Linked DNA regions of Homo sapiens: region 1 is linked to region 2. Evidence: read pairs that join two places in POLR2A ChIA-PET (ENCODE). Cell type or tissue: OCI-LY7. All regions are shown on one strand. Each heading gives the region's core, and the rest is flanking DNA. Links, peaks and the distances in the headings are about the cores only.

The links. ChIA-PET counts read pairs that join two places held together with the same protein. Peaks named below come from ENCODE experiments on the same cell type or tissue, not always from the same donor. Only the 100,000 strongest peaks of a DNase experiment are listed, where the experiment ranks them.
Region 1: POLR2A ChIA-PET joins it to region 2 with 16 read pairs; 4 of 35 experiments call an interaction of 5 or more read pairs at or near these places.

Annotation. Positions count from the first base shown.
Region 1 is chr5:173,221,239-173,229,570 of GRCh38, forward strand. It overlaps the pseudogene RPL7AP33. Among named protein-coding and RNA genes, the nearest start is that of NKX2-5, 9.8 kb to the right of the region's middle. RefSeq lists an enhancer at 7,948-8,332. In OCI-LY7, for the core only: no CTCF peak of the experiment used is centred there; no DNase peak of the experiment used is centred there.
Region 2 is chr5:172,753,751-172,762,082 of GRCh38, forward strand. It overlaps LOC101928093 (a long non-coding RNA gene), which reads left to right and starts at 1,753. Exons shown (of 4, transcript NR_161233.1): 1 at 1,753-1,949; 2 at 4,384-4,542; 3 at 5,341-5,403. It also overlaps the pseudogene LOC401218. In OCI-LY7, for the core only: no CTCF peak of the experiment used is centred there; no DNase peak of the experiment used is centred there.

The DNA.
Region 1 (8,332 bases), core at 252-8,251, 470 kb after region 2:
TTGTTTTCAGAAGACAATGGGTGGGTGGGCTTGGGGTGGGGAATTCCAGGTCATCTGAATCTACTGAAAACAAGGATGAACATTTGAGTAAATGATGAAAATGTGCTTATTTAATCTCATAAATTTGGTTATAAATGCGTTTCTGTACTAACTTTTGAAAGGGAGAAAAATGAATTATGAGTTGTTTAGGCACAAGGGTCATAATTTTTTCTGACAATGTTATATTGCTGCTCATTCCTGTACTCCCAGCACTTTGGGAGGCCGAGGCGGGCAGATCGCTTGGGCTCAGGAGTTCTAGACCAGCCTGGGCAACAAAGCGAGATCTCATCTCTACAAAAATTTAAAAATTAGCTGGTGTGGTGGTAAGCACCTGTAGTAGTAGCTACTCAGGAGGCTGACATAGGATTGCTTGTGCCCACGAGTTTGAAGCTGCAGTGAGCTATGATTGCACCACTGCATTCCAGCCTGGGTGGCAGCAAGACCTTGTTTAAAATGTTTATATATATGTGTGTGTGTGTGTGTGTGTGTGTGTACATATATATATATGTATGTATGCGTGCATGTATATATCTTAAGTGGAGCCTTCTGATTCTAAGTGAAGTAGTGAAAGTCCATGATTAATTTTGGAAGTGCATGTTAAAATTGTGAAATACGGCCAGGCATGGTGGCTCATGCCTGTAATCCCAGCACTTTGGGAGGCGGAGGCGGGCGAATCACCTGAGGCCAGGAGTTTGAAACCAGCCTTACCAATATGGAGAAACCCCGTCTCTACTAAAAATACAGAAATTAGCCGGGTGTGGTGGCGCATACCTGTAATCCCAGCTACTCGGGAGGTTGAGGCAGGAGAATAATTTGAACCCAGGAGGTGGAGGTTGCGATGAGCTGAGATAATGCCATTGCACTCCAGCCTGGGCAGCAAAAGCGAAACTCCATCTCAAAAAAAATTGTAAAATACAGTATGCTACATACATAAACAAAAGAGTATTATAGTTTGTAAAATTAGGTGGAGCTGAACACTTAAGACTTATGCACTTTACTGTAAGTTTTACCTCAATTAAAAGTTAAATAGTAAAATAAAAATAAAGAGCATGTACATATATAGCTTAAAGAATAATAAAATGAACGAGTACCCATCACCCAGACCAAGACATAGACAATAACGTGCCCCACAGCTCCTATTGAAATCTCCTTCCCATTGCATTTTCTTTCTCTCCCCCAGAGGCAACCACTATCTGAATTTTGAGTTAATCATTCCCTCGTTTTTCTTTATAGTTTTGAAATCCAGGTGCACATCCCTAACTAAAACATCATTTTGTTTTGCCTATTTTGACTATTATGTAAAATAAATCACATTGTTTATATTCTTCAGTGACTTGCTTCTTTTGCTCACCTTAGAGCATTGATTCATCTTTGAGATTGATTCATGTTGTTGAGTGTGGCTGTGGCACTTTCATTTTCACTGCTGTATAATATTCCACTCTGTGAATTTTCTACAACTTAATTATAACTCTGTCCAACTGTTGATAGGCAATTTGGTGGTTTCAAGGACATACCCTTACACTCAAGGCTGTTTTGAACTTCATTACTTATGTCTCTAGGTACCCATATACAAGACTATCCCTGGTGTATATTCCTAGAAGAGGAATTGCTGGATCTTGGGTAGGCTCGTATTCAAATTTACTAAGTTGTGCCAAACTGGCTTCTAAAGTCTTTGTCCTCAGTTACACCCCTACCAGAAGAATTCCCACTGATGCCTACTCTATCCCAATTCTAATTTTTGCCAATCTGTTATATGAAGTGTATTGTCTCATCATGACTTTTTGTTTTTCTAAGTAATAAACAGAGTATATTTTTTTATATATTTTGGGGCCATTTGTACTTCCTTTTCCTTGAAATCCCTGTTCATTTCTCCTGCCCATTTTCCCCCTTTCGGTAATTTGTCTTCATTTGTTTATTCAGCATCATTTTTTTCTAAGCTCCTACAAGTGCCAGGCCCTCTTTCTGGTGCTTGGGATATACATCATTCAACAAAAGAATATGTTAGATATGATAAAGTCTAATGGAAAAAAAACACATCAGAGCAAGGTAGGGCTACCAGGAGTATGTGCATAGGAGTGCAAATTAAAATAGGGTACTCAGAAAGGGGCTCATGATAAGGTGACATTTAGGTAAAGACTGGAAGCAGATGAAGAATTCACCAGGCAGACATTCTGGGGGAAGGACAGTCCAAGCAAAGGGAACAGCCAGTGCAAAGACTCTGAGGCAGGAATTGCCAGGCTTGTCGGAATAACAGTAAGGAAGTCAGAGAGGCTGGAGTGCAGTGGCCAGGAAGTGTTAGGATTTCACGATATATTCTGGTACTAATGCTTTGTTGGCTATATATATTGCAAATATCTTCTATTTTGTGGCTTGACTTGCCTTTTCACTCTATGTGTGGTGTCTTGGGGAGTATGGGTTTAACTCCTGGGCTTAAGCGTAGATTTTTAATTTTAATGTAGTCCAGCTGTTCCTTTAAGGTTTGTGCTTTTTGGAGTCATGTTTCAGTAATCTTTTCCTAACATAAGGTCATAAAATATTTTTCTATGTTGTCTTTTAAGTGTTACATAGTTTTGCTTTTCATAGGTGGGCCTTTAATTAACCTTGATCTGATTTTGTGAATGATGTTCTCTCTCTCTCTTTTTTTTCTAAATCTTATGGAGAACCACTTATAGAAAAGTTCACCCTTTCCCCACTGAACTTCAAAAATACCTCTGGGCCAGGTGTGGTGGCTCATGCCTGTAATCCCAGAACTTTGGGAGGCCAAGGTGGGAGGATCCTTTGAGCCCAGGAGTTCAAGACCAGCCTGGGCAATGTGGTAAAACCCTGTCTCTGCAAACAACAACAATAACAATAAGCAACAACAACAACAAAACTAGCTGGGCGTGGTGGCGCGCCTGTAGTCCTAGCTACTTGGGAGGCTGAGGCAGGAGGATCAATTGAGTCTGGTAGGTAAAGACTGCAGTGAGCTGCGATCGTGCCATTGCACTCCAGCCTGGGTGACAGAGCAAGACGCTGTCTCAAAAAAACTTCTTTTAATTAAAAAACCAAATCTCACTTCCCCCAAAACAAAACTAACCCTTTCATGGATTGTATATGTATACTTCTGATTCTAGGCACTCTGTTCTCTCTCATTGATCTATGTTTCTGCCCTTGTGTCAGTATCACAGTGTTAACTACCATAGCTTTACAAGCCTTGCTAACTGATAGGAAAGAACCCCCCACCTCATTTTCCTTATTTCTTTATTTAAGAATGTCTTGGGGCTGGGTGCAGTGGCACATGCCTATAATCCCAGCACTTTGGGAGACTGAGGCAGATGGATTGCTTGAGTCCAGTAGTTTGAGACCGGCCTGGGAAACATGCTGAAACCTCATCTCTACTAAAAATGCAAAAAATTAGCCAGGCATGGTGGTATGCAGCTGTAGTCCCAGCTACTTGGGAGGCTGAGGTGGGAGAATCACCTGAGCCTAGGAGGTTGAGGCTGCAGTGAGCCAAGATCATGACACTGCACTCCAGCCTGTGTGACTGGACTCTAGGCACGGTGGCTCACACCAGAAATCACAATAGTTTGGGGGGCTGAGGTGGGAGGATTGCTTGAGCCCGGGAGTTCAAGACCAATCTGGCAACATAGGGAAAACCCACCTCTACACACACACACACACACACACACACACACACACACACATAAGCTGGGCATGGTGGTGTGCGTCTGTGGTGGCAGTTACTCAGGAGGCTTAGGTGGGAAGATAGCTTGAGCCCAGGAAGTCGAGGACACAGTAAGCCATAATTGCACCACTGCACTCCAGCCTGGGTGACAGAGTGATACCCTGTCATCAAAAAAAAAAAAAAAAAAAAAAAAAAAAAAGAATTTCTTGGCTATTCTTAGATCTCTACACTTCCATGTGAAATTTCCATTCAGCTGTGACGTTACAGAATACACAAATGCACTCTTAGCACTTTGATTGAGAGTGCACTGAATCTGGAAAACATTTAGGGATATTTCAAACCATCATCTATTTATTTACACTGTTTAAGCCTCAAATCTTTTTGAAAGGCTTTTGAAGAGTTTACACTAGGTGGTTAGGAAATCTGGATCATGGAAAGATGTGAAAATAGGCACCAGAGAGAACAAATATGGTGATAATTAAGCATCAAATTTGCCTGGAGTTGGGGGAAGGGGAAGCTATTCTTTTTAATTTGTAGGAAGAGGCTACACATGACGGAGCACCTGTAGTCCCAGCTATTTGTGAGGCTGAGGTGGGAGGATTGCTTGAGTCTAGTAGTTGAAGCCCAACCTGGACAATAGAGCAAGACCCCATCCCTAAAACAATTTTTTGTAAGGAGAAAGCTAAGCTAACATTGTTAGCAATACATGTTTCCTATTGCTGAGATTGCATGGGAATTTATGAAGGGCCACAGAAGGACAATAATGAATAATGAATGGTTGCATTAATTGAAAATGCAGACTCCTTTCCATATATAGCCACTTATTTTATTTTTTGAAGGAAAATTTGTATTGTTTTAATTATTTTTATATACAGAAAACTTAACAGTGTACATTTAACCCAGTTTGGTGGCAAGTTCTTTAGCCTTTGCCTTTTCAAGCTTGGCGATGTGAACCACAGACTTGGGACCCAGGACACTGCCTCCCCAGTGACGGTGGATCTCATCATATTTGTCGTTGTAATTGGTCCTGATAGCTTCCACCAGCTTAGCCAAAGCTCTTTTGTCTTCTGAGTTAACCTGTGTGAAGGCGGCAGTGGTGCAGGTCTTCCTGTGGACTGACTACACGCCCCAGTCTTGCCTTCCCCTTGATAATGCAGTAAGGGACCCCCCTTTTATGACACAGTGCAGGCAGGGAGACAACCAGCTTGATGGGATCCACGTTGTGTGCAATCACCACCAGCTGAGCTTTCTTGTTCTCTACCAAAGTGGTGATGGTGTTAACTCCTGCTCAAAGGACAGATGGTCTCTTAGTGGGGCTGTCCCCTTTGCCAGCAGCTTTCTTCTTGGCCTGGGACAAAAGCCTCTGCTTCTTCACTTGCTTTGTCTCTGGTCTGTACTTATGAGCCAGTTTAAGCAGCTGAGTAGCTGTTTGGCGGTCCAGGGCCTGGGTAAACTGGTTAATTGCAGGAGGCACTTTCAGCCTATAGCCACTTATTTTAAAGATCTCACCTGAAAAGCTGAAGGCAGAGAAAACCAGTCAGGGGCAGGGGGTGAGGTGAGTGCTGTGAGGCTAATATGAGTCCATTTCAAGACGTCTGCTGAGCTGGAGTTCAAGATAGGTGAGGATAGTTTAGGGTATACTGGAAAGAAGGGCATTTGGTCATGGAACTTGGCTTGGCTACTTTCTAACTGCAGGAATAGGGAAAGTGACAAAAATTTTTTTTTTTTTGGAGGCAAAGTCTTACTCTGTTGCTCAGATTGGAGTGCAGCTGGAGTGCGGCAGAACACTCATAGCTCATTGCAGCCACGACCTCCTGGGCCCAAGCGATCCTCCTGCCTCAGCCTCCTGAGTAGCTGGGACCACAGGCGTGCACCACCATGCCCAGCTAATTTTTTGATTTTTTTTGTAGAGACAAGGTCTCCCTGTGTTGCCCAAGCTGGTCTTGAACTCCTGGGCTCAAGCAATCCTTCGCCTCAGCCCCCAAAAGTGCTGGAATTATACGCATGAGCCACTGTGCCTGGCCCGACAAAACCTTTTTTTTTTTTGAGACGGAGTGTTGCTCTGTCGCCCAGGCTGGAGTGCAGTGGCATGATCTTGGCTCACTGCAAGCTCCGCCTCCCGGGTTCACACCATTCTCCTGCCTCAGCCTCCTGAGTAGCTGGGACTACAGGCACCTGCCACTGCGCCCGCCACCACGCCCGGCTAATTTTTTGTATTTTTAGTAGAGATGGGGTTTCACCGTGTTAGCCAGGATGGTCTCGATCTCCTGATGTTGTGATCCACCTACCTCTGCCTCCTGAAATGCTGGGATTACCGGCGTAAGCCACCCCGCCCGGCCCTGACAAAACCCTTTTAAGGCTCACTTTCTTCATCTGTAAAATGGACTCCACAATGAACAGCAGATTTCAAAGCTTCAGTGAGCTCACGCAGAGAGCCTGGCATACTATAAGCCCCCACGGAGGCTGGTTTGCTCCTAGTCTGCTTCCTGCAGGACTCCGGTGTGGAGTTTAGGATCTGGGTAGAAGAAATGGACTGTCTCGGAATATTCCCCCCAAATTGCTCTTCTCTCCAAAGCAGCACTGGCAGGACCTGAGCTTCACAAGCCACAGGGATGGCTTTGGGGTCCAGACTGAGACGGGCATGTCCCAGAGTCCCTCTCCCAGCCTCCACCATTCCACTTTCCTGCCCGGGGTCCCCAGGGCTGCCTGGCTTGTGCCTCAGCCATTGGATCACAGCAAACACACAGAGACCCTGAGATAGAAGAGCAGGGCCTGGAGAGGGGAAATCTGACTCCAGTTTCTTGCAGGCCCTCAAGAACTGGAGCCCGTGCAGTCTGGGGCCTCTGCTGGTGGCGGTTGCGGTTCTCCAACCTGCCAAATGATGAGAATCATCTGGACACCAATGCAGTTTTGAAGGCCCTGTCCCTGGGGAGTCCAGTTCAAGGCAGCTGGGGCAGGCAGGGGTTTGGGTTTGTCCCGGCCTCCAGGCAGTTTGTCTCTTTGGGCAGGCTTGGGAGCTGCTGAGAGTGGGTTGAAGAGCTAGGGCTCTCTGGAACCATCTGGATCCCAGCACCAGCTTCCCCACTCCACACTACTGGAGTGGCCTTAGGTAGGTGATGTTTTTAACTTCTCCGGGTTTCAATTTCCTCCTTGGAAAATGACAGAATGAGATTTGCAGGGTAAGCATTTAGCCCTGGGCCTGGCACAAAGTAAGCACCAACAGATGTTAGGCAATAATCCATACTGTTATTCCACGCAGCTGTGGGCTGCAGCAGGGTGAGGAGCCCATGGTGATCTGAGGGTCTCGCCCTCGGGTCTCTTCACTGCTCACCACTGGGGTGAGCTCTCCTCTGAGTCGCAGCAAGAGGGCCGGGCTGCATCCCTGGAGTCCCAGCTGCCACCATCCCGTCTGAGATTCCTCTCAGACTCAAAGGGAATAATAAGTGTGCTTCTCTGGTAATTTGTTGTGCCTGGCACATAGAAATCATCCAGGAATTGTTAGCTAATATCATGTCTGTACTCTTTAATGGACAAACATTTCCTGGCGCCTACTCTTTGCCAGTCCTGAACTGGGATGGGACCACGCTACATACTGGGGCTCTGGAACCAGCCTGCCTGGGCTTGAAACCAAGCTCTGACACTGACCAGCTGTGTGACCCTGGGCAACGTACTCCTTCTTTCTGGGTTTAAAATGAATCCTTCATCTGTTTCCTCACGATAACCCAGAGGTATAAAAAGGGATTCAATGGGTTCACTTGTAAAGAGCTCAGAACAGTGCCTGGCACGCGATAAACTCTGTGAGTGATAAATTAAAGGCAGGCCACAGGCCCCTTTCTCCAGGAGCTCAGCCTGGTAGGGGAGTCGGCAAGGCTTAGAGGCCACAAGGCTGTTGCCTGCGGCGTAGAAGCGCTGGGCCTGAGCTCGGAATGCTTCCCGGAGGATGCGAGGGGCGGGCGCTGCGGGGAAGACGGTGCTACTCCCGCGCGGGACCGCGTGATGTTTCCGAGTCAGCGGTGAAACCTGCGGCTTCCGCGCGTCCTTTAAAAATACAGGTATTTAGATACACACCGTGGCGTCGACTTAAGGTGAAATCTAAACAAAATGAAAGGACGGGAGCTATTCTGATTTGGCCGAACCTGTGCCTGCGGGCTGGGAATGACCCAAGGAAACGAAGGGACGGCGGAGCCAGTGCGGCGGGGGCCGGGTGGGAGGCGGTGGCCTCGTGCTGGGGACCCCCAGCCCCGGCTCGCCTTTGCCGGGAACCACCAAGCTAATTTTTTTCCCTTTCTTTTTTAAATAAACCTACCTTCCTTCCCCCATTTTTTCCTTTTAATATCGCTGTTTATCTCCATTTTTTTTAACTGCGGCGTGTTCTTGTTCGATTTTAAAAAATACTAAAAATAAAATGAGTCCCCTAGGTGCCTCCCTGGCGCCCTAGGCATGGAGAGCTCATGCCTGCGCCACCCTCATCTCCGCTGGCTTTGCCACCTCGGAGGCGCCCCACACTTCTCCTTTGTTTTGCTTTTCTCTGAGCCGGTTGAGTTTTCTTACCCTGAATGCGTCGTTTATACAATTAGCAACTGAACACAGAACAAATATCACCGATATAATTGGGGTGGGGGTCGCCAT
Region 2 (8,332 bases), core at 81-8,080:
GGAGACAGTGAAAAGATCAGTGGTTGCCAGGAGTTATGGGGAGGGAGGGCTGAATACGCAGAGTATAGAGGATTTTGAAGGCAGTGAAACTCCTCTGTACGATACTACAATTGGGGATACCTATCACTAGACATTTGTCCAAACCCACAGAATGTCCAATACCAAGGGCGAATCCTAATGTAAACTATGGACTTTGGGTGATACTGATGTGTCAGTGTCGTTAACAGACTGTAACAAATGCACCACTCGCTCTGGTGGGGAATGTTGACAGTGGAGAAGTCTATGTGTATGTGAGGACGGGAGTATATGCGAAATCTCTGTACCTTCTGCTCAATTTTGCCATGAGCCTAAAACTGCTCTAAGAAATGGAGTCCATTGAAAAAATTTTTTTAAAAAGAGCCAATGATGCACACGAAAACATGGATTAATCTCAAAAAGCATGCTAATTGAAATAGACACAATAAAGGAATACTATATAATTCCACTTATAGAAAACTCTAGAAATCACAACTTTAGTCTACAGTGACAGAAAGCATAATGCTAGTTGGCTAAGGTGGGGAGGTTACGGACTGATTGGGAAGGAGCACAAAGGAATTTTTGACCACGGATATGTTCCATATCTTGAATGTATTGGTAGGTATAATACAGTCTGCAAACAATTGTTGAAATTTAAAAATATACAAAACTGTATAAATCTGTCAGAATATATTAAATTGTAAGCTTAAGTGAGATATAGTTATTAAAATAAATATTATCTCAATGAAGTTAGAAAAAGGAAAACTTTAAAAAGTGCACCAGAGCTAATGATAGTGCTCTGCTCCATGAAGTCCTTGTCAGACATATGAAGGGTCTGAGATTTCTTTTCTCCTACTTGCAAACTAACAACGAGCTTACCACAATTGCACAGATGCCAGCAGAAGACTCAGGACTCTTAGGTCAGAGACAAAGGACTTTATTACTCACAACACAGTAGGCAGCTCAAGCTTTATCTTTGCTCTGGTTTACTTGCCTCCTAAGTTCCATGGGGCTGGAGCAGGAGGCCCAGGTGGATCCTGTGCACACAGGGCTCATGTCAGAGCTGAGATATACTGAGCTTAGGAAACTCCTAATCTTATAAGCATAAGAGGCTGCTAACGAACCCGGTCAACATTCAACCTGGAGAAAGGCATTATCTTTATAATCCTGGTCAGGAAATAAATCTGTCCTCTGCTCCAGAGTGAGACACTATTCCTGCTCCCCCAGGCTATTTGTCATATAAACATCCTGAAAAGATGGTTCCACGCAAAAGGTGTCACAAGAGGTATAAGAATGCCATGGAGAATTGCCCCTCAACAGTCCTAAGGGAAGGAGACTCCCTCTGTCTTTCTGCTCTGCCGTCATTCCCGACATCACTTCATGGCTAAAAATGGCTGCCTCAGCTCCAGCCATCACTCTGTATTCCAGACCACAGGAAGGACAAAACAGGGAAGAAATGTATCAGCCCTCTCTTTAAGGACACTCCCTGGAAGTTGCACACACATTAGGTTTGACATTCAAACAGCTATGTCTGGCTGTAAGAGAGGCTGGGGAATGTGGACATATACCTGGCCAAAAGCCTATTACTAAGGAAGACTAGAGCCTGGGGAACAACCAGCCTTTCTGCTCTACATAGTCAGTGTCACAGTGGTCTGTGAATCTCTACATAGTCAGCATCACAATGGTCTGTCACAATGGTCTGTAAGTGGTCTATCAAGTGCTGAGGACACAGGACACATGAACCTTTATTCTAGGAGTCCTTGGGGGAGCTTCTCATTTAGTGCCATCCTTGGTACTTCCTACTTTCCCCAACCTTAAAGGGGATGTTAGGCCCCTGAGTGAGGGTGGGATTCACCCTTGTCTTGCCTGGTACAGTGGAAGGCCCTGCCAGGCTTAGGTCTTGGACCACACACTGTGTTAAACCTGAGCTGTGGGTAAGTCCTCTCCTTCTCCAGGCCTCAGCTACTCCCTCCAGGTGACATGGTGTATTAGTTTGTTTTGCATTGCTATAAAGGGATACCCAAGACTGGGTAATTTATAAAGAAAAGAGGTTTATTTGGCCCACAGCTCTGCAGGCTGTACAGGCAGCATGGTGCCAGCATCTGCTCAGCTTCTGGTGAGTCCTCTGGAAGCTTCTAGTCATGGTGGAAGCTAAAGGAAGGAGCCTGTGTATCAAATGGTGAGAGGGTACAAGAGGGAGAGGGAGGAAGGGCCAGGCTCTTTTAAATAGCCAGATCTCGGCAGGTGCAGTGGCTCATACCTATAATCCCAGCACTTAAGGAGGCCAAGGCAGGCAGATCACTTGGGGTCAGGAGTTCAAGACCAGCCTGGCCAACATGGTGAAATCCCGTCGGTACTAAATATACAAAAATTAGCCTGGCATGGTGGCAGTTGCCTATAATCCCAGCTACTGGAGAGGCTGAGGCAGGAGAATTGCTAGAACCCAGGAGGCAGAGATTGCAGTGAGCCGAGATCATGCCACTGCACTCCAGCCTGGGCAATAGAGTGAGACTCCATCTTAAAAAATATATAAATAAATAAATAAACAGCCAGATCACACGTGAACTCGTAGTCAGAACTCACTTGGCTGGGCACAGTGGCTCATGCCTGTAATCCCAGCACTTTGGGAGGCCGAGGCAGGCGGATCACTTGAGGTTAGGAGTTCAAGACCAGCTTGGCCAACATGGTGAAACCCTGTCTCTACTAAAAATACAAAAATTAGCCCGATGTGGTGGTGGGTGCCTGTAATCCCAGCTACTCAGGAGGCTGGGGCAGGAGAATCACTTGAACCCAGTAGGCGGAGTTTGCAGTGAGCCGAGATCAAGCCATTGCACTGTCCAGCCTGGGTGACAGAGCGAGACTCTGTCTCAAAAAAAAAAAAAAGAACTCACTCATTACCCCGAGGACAGCACCAAGCCATTCATGAGGGACGAACCCACCCCCATGGCCCAAACACCTCCCACTAGTCCCCACCTCCAATACTGGAGGTCACATTTCAAGGTGAGATTTGGAGGGGACAAAACATCCAAACTCTATCAATGGTTTGCTAAACGTGGCAATAATAATAAGCCCACCAAGCAGGCTAGATGGATGTACTAAATCAGTCACATATGTAAAGCAAATACTGGGTGAGACCTGTCTCAAAAAATAAAGCAGATAAGTAGGAATCTGAAGCCCAGAGAGGTGATGTAACTTGCTGAGAGTCACACAGCAAGGAAATGCTACACTTGGGGCTAGAACACAAAGCTGCTGCCTGAAGTCTTTGGCTATGGCTCAGAAAGTCTTAAGTCATTGATGATGATGAGGACACGACGAAGGAGAGTGGCCAGTGAAACCTACAACAGACCCTTCCTCTGGCTCATGGTGAAGGGAGAACAGCCTAAACTGCTCATCCGATGATGACATTGAGGGAAGCTGGGGCCAGCGGACAGGCTAGTGCTTTCCAGTCCTTCTTCCCGGCTGGTCATTTCCTTGGCTTCAGAGCAGCCCGGTGCCCACACTCTGAAACACCCACCGCAGGGGACACGGGGCTCTGATCCTTTTTGCGTAAAATAGCAGCATAAGGGCAGGGACCCTCATGAGGGCTCTTGGGAATTCAGTTCTAGGGAAGAAGGTTGGGCCTGGAACAAGTCCTGAGGCCTTTATTCCTCTTATAAAATCTATGGAACAGCAATAAATTGGCATCAGGTCATCCCTCGACACTTGAGATGGGAGTCCTTCCTGTGCCACGTGCTCAGCCTTCTAGGGCTCAAGGGTCACCTCTTCCAGGAAGCCTTCCTGTATTGTTCTCTCCTCTGCCCACTCTTCCCTGCATTTCTCCACCCCCTTGCTCTGCCCGCACCTCACCTACAGCCCCCAGATCACTGTGGCAAAATCATGGGCCAATGCATCAGTCTCCACCACTTGCCAGGAGAGCCTGAGGTCAGAAACCGTGTCTCTCCCATCCCTGTGCACCCAGCGTCCCATGCAGGGCCCGGCACTACTAATAGCTCAGTATGGTTGGTTCCCTGACTGAACTGTGGGCGGGAGCTAGAGCATGTGTCTCCACCAGAACTGTCTTCCAAAGCCTCCCTAGCAACACCCACAGCAGGACCCCAAACGCTGCCACTGCCTTGAGGCTCTTCCAGGCTGGTCATATCCTAGAAGGAGGTCCCTCGCCCACAAAGTGTTCCTTCATGTATTCAATCATTCACTTCCTCAACAATGTGCCTAGCCCTGCAGTGGGGGCTGGGGACACAGAAATGAAAAAGGCACAATCTTGCCCTCAGGTGGCTCACAGTCAGGTGAGGGAGGCCAAGACCCTCTCCCCTGCCTCCCTCCATCCTTGCCTGTCTTCCTTCTTCCTTTCCGTATGTATTTATTGGGCAGGAGACACACAACTACGCAGTGACAAGTGCCAGGAAGGTGGCTGTTGAGAGCTCTGCGGGAGTCCCGAGAAGAATCCCCAGCGGTCACTAGAGGCCTTGACGAAAGAGATTTCCAGGAGACTCAGCATAGATGTTGAATCTTCCTATTGGAGGAGAAGCTGTGAGTCATAAGCCCCGAGCAGCCCTACAGATTTCCCCATGAATCACTCACTGCCCTCTTCTCTTCGTTGGAGGCACACGCCATGGGGAATTCTCCTTCGGACGGGAGGGAGGAAATATGGGGGAAGTGGTAGGAGGACAGGGCTCAGAGTGGAGTCCCCGAAGTAGATTTTCCCATTATCTTTCTAGACCCAAAGCCCTGACCCCAGAAGCTGAGCCCCAGGATGGCCCCGGTCTTGAATAGCCAGGACCCTCGTGTGGCTTCCTGCTTACAAAGCGCTTTCACACACTTTATTTCATCTGCACACCACTGTGTGTTATGGGAAGGTCTCCAAGGGAAACTGCTTCATGAGGAAGGGAAAGAGGCTGGTCGAGCAGCAAAGAATCACTTCCGCCTAGCTTGGACCCAGGACCCACCCAGGAGGGAAGGGAATTGTCCGCAGCCTGCAAAGATCTTTCACTTATCCATCACATTCATTGAGCACTCCCCTGCACGCCAAGCACTGTTCTAAGGGCAGGATGGCCAAGGTCCAGGCAGAAAGAAGAGCATGGGGCCCAGTGCAGGAGTGAACGTTGCCAGCGCTAGATAAAGCAATGAGGCCAGGCTGGCTAGAAGAGACGAATGAGGGAGGAGAGTGGCAAAGATGCGGTCAGAGATGTGCAGCAAGATAGTATCAGGTCTTGTAGCCTTTGTTAGGATGTGTCTTTTAGCCTGAGTGAGATGGGAGCCATGAGAGGGTTTGAATAGAGGAGAAAAATTATCTGATATGCTAAAAGTTTCCCTCTGGATTTTTAAAAGCCCGACTCCCTTCTAGTCATGGCAGAGCACGGAATTCAGAACAATTCTACTGGTGAGGACAAGGTAAGTTGGACAAAATATTAACATATTTTCGTTTAAAGGCATTATGACACTAAAAGGCAGTGAGGAACTTTGGGACCAAGACCTGGGAAAAGAAAAGTCAGAGGGATGAGCTGGGCCCAGTAGCTCATACCTGTAATCCCAGCACATTGGGAGGCCGAGGCGGGTGGATCTCCTGAGTTCAGGAGTTCGAAACCAGCCTGACTAACATGGAGAAACCCTGTCTGTACTAAAAATACAAAATTAGCCGGGCGCAGTGGTGCATGCCTGTAGTCCTAGCTACTCGGGAGGCTGAAGCAGGAGAATGGCTTGCACCCGGGAGGTGGAGGTTGCAGTGAGCCGAGATCGCACCATTGCACTCTAGCCTGGGCAACAAGAGTGAAACTGTGCCTCAAGATGAAAGAAAGAAAGAAGAAAGAAAGAGAGAAAGAGAGAGAGAGAAAGAAAGGAGGGAGGGAGGGAGGGAGGGAGGAAGAGAGGGAGGAAAGGGAAGGAAGGAAGGAAGGAAGGTCGGTCAGAGGGATGAACACAGCCCTTGGGACCTCTTTTCCCCAAAGGGTATCTGCCAATTCTGAAATAAAAGGATCAAAGGCTGAGAAGTTGAGTGGAACTTTTAAAAGACTCATGGATCTAATGGGATGAAAGTTAAAGCTCAGGGCACACCAAGGGAGATCCTGGCACACCCCCATACTTTTGGGAGTATTACCCAAAAAAAAAAAAAAATCCAGGCTGGAGGGTCTGGTAGATTCACCAAGCTTTTAGTTGAAACTCCAAAGGGATACACCAATGGACTAAGAATGAACCAGTCATAACAGGATCTAAAGCCCAGCTTCAAGTCATCTCAACTCATCTCAATCTCTGCTTGGATTAAGGTGATGTGGGGTTCCTAACACCCCTAGACACCTCCTACAAATGGAAAATAACATTATCTTAAGCTTCAAATGATCTCTAAAATTTTTCATATACAATGCCTGACAACCAAAAATATGAGAAAATGAAACATAATCAAAAATCAAGAGAAAAAATAGGCAACAGAAATAAACACAAGGATCCAGATAGTTATTGGTTACACACATTAATTCTGTTTAATATGCTAAAGTATATAAATGGAGAAATAATAACTGAGATTTATCCAAGGCAAATGAAAGGAGAAATAATAACTGAGAATTATCCAAGGCAAATGAAAGGCATCAAACCACAGATTCAAAAACCCCATGAATCACAAGCAATATAAACAGGAAAAAAAAAACTATAGGCATATTATAAATAAAACTGCTAAAAGTCAAAAACAAAGAGAAATTCCTAAAGCAGAGAAAAAAGACAGATCACCCTCAGAGGGACAACAAGGCAGTTAGCTGACTTCTCAGCAGACGTAACAAGTCAGAAGACAATGGATTGTATCTTCAAAGTGATTAAATAAGGTCAAAACTTGAATTCTTTACCCAGGAAAAATTCTTCAATAATGAGGCCGGGCACAGTGGCTCACGCCTGTAATCCCAACACTTTGGGAGGCCAAGGCAGGTGGATCACCTGAGGTCAGGAGTTCGAGACCACCCTGGCCAACATGGTGAACCCCTGTCTCCACTAAAAATACAAAAATTAGCCGGGCAGTGTGGCAGACACCTGTAATCCCAGCTAATCAGGAGCCTGAGGCAGGAGAATCGCTTGAATCCAGGGGGATGGAGGTTGCAGTGAGCCAAGATCACACCACTGCACTCCAGCCTGGGTGACAGAGAGACTCCATCTAAAAAAAAAAAAAAAAAAATCTTCAATAATGAAGATAAAAACATTTGTAGGGAATTAGAAACTAGAATTTGTTCTCAGAAGCTAATGCCCTAAATGCAACACTAAAAGGATAGCTTTGCCTGCTGGTTGAAAATAGACATAGAGGGGCTGTGCTGAGGCAAGGAAGCCAGCTTGGAGGCTGCAACACTTTAGGCAATATATGATGGTGGCTGAACCGGAGAGGTAGGTTTGGTCTCAAACTCCTGGCATCAAGTGATCCTCCTGCCACGGCCTCCTAAAGTGCTAGGGTTACAGGCATGAGTCACCATGCCTAGCTCAGAGAAGTAGTTTTGGAAATGATGAGAAGTGATATATTTGGGAAATGGATGTGTTTGAAAGTGGACCTGTCTCAATTTGCCATTGAATTAAATATAGGTTATGAGGGAAAGGGAGGAGTCAAGGGTGTCTCCAAAGTTTTTGACCTGAACTAATGGAAGAATGAAGTTGCTATTAACAAAGGTGGGAAGACTACAGAAGGAGCTGGTTTTGGGTGACGCAAAGGTTTGTTTTTGGAATTGCCAAATTTGAGAGTCTATTTGACAAACAAATGGAAATGTCAAGGAAGCTACTGGCTATTCAAGTCTGCAGTTAGGGGAGAGGTCTAGGCTAGAGATATGAGTTTGTTTCCTTTTTTCATATTTCCCTTATAATGATGAAGATAATGACAATGATGGTTAAAATAGCTAACATTTATTCTTTACTATGTGTCAGGCACTGTGCAAAACATTTTATATATACTATTTCATTTCATCTTGACAGCTACCATGTGAAGTGAAGCAAATACTTTTTTTTTTTTTTTTTTTTGGAGATGGAGTTTCACTCTTGTTGCCGAGGCTGGAGTGTAATGGCGCAATCTCGGCTCACTGCAACCTCCGCCTCCCAGGTTTAAGTGATTCTCCTGCCTCAGCCTCCCAAGTAGCTGGGATTACAGGCATGCGCCACCATGCCTGGCTAATTTTGTATTTTTGGTGGAGACAGGGTTTCACCATGTTGGTCGGGCTGGTCTCGATCTCCTGAACTCAGGTGATCTGCCTGCCTCAGCCTCCCCAAGTACTGGGATTAACAGGTGTGAGCCACCGCACCTGGCCATGAAGTAAATACTTTAACTCCCTTTTTATTTATTTTATTTTATTTTATTTTTTTGACT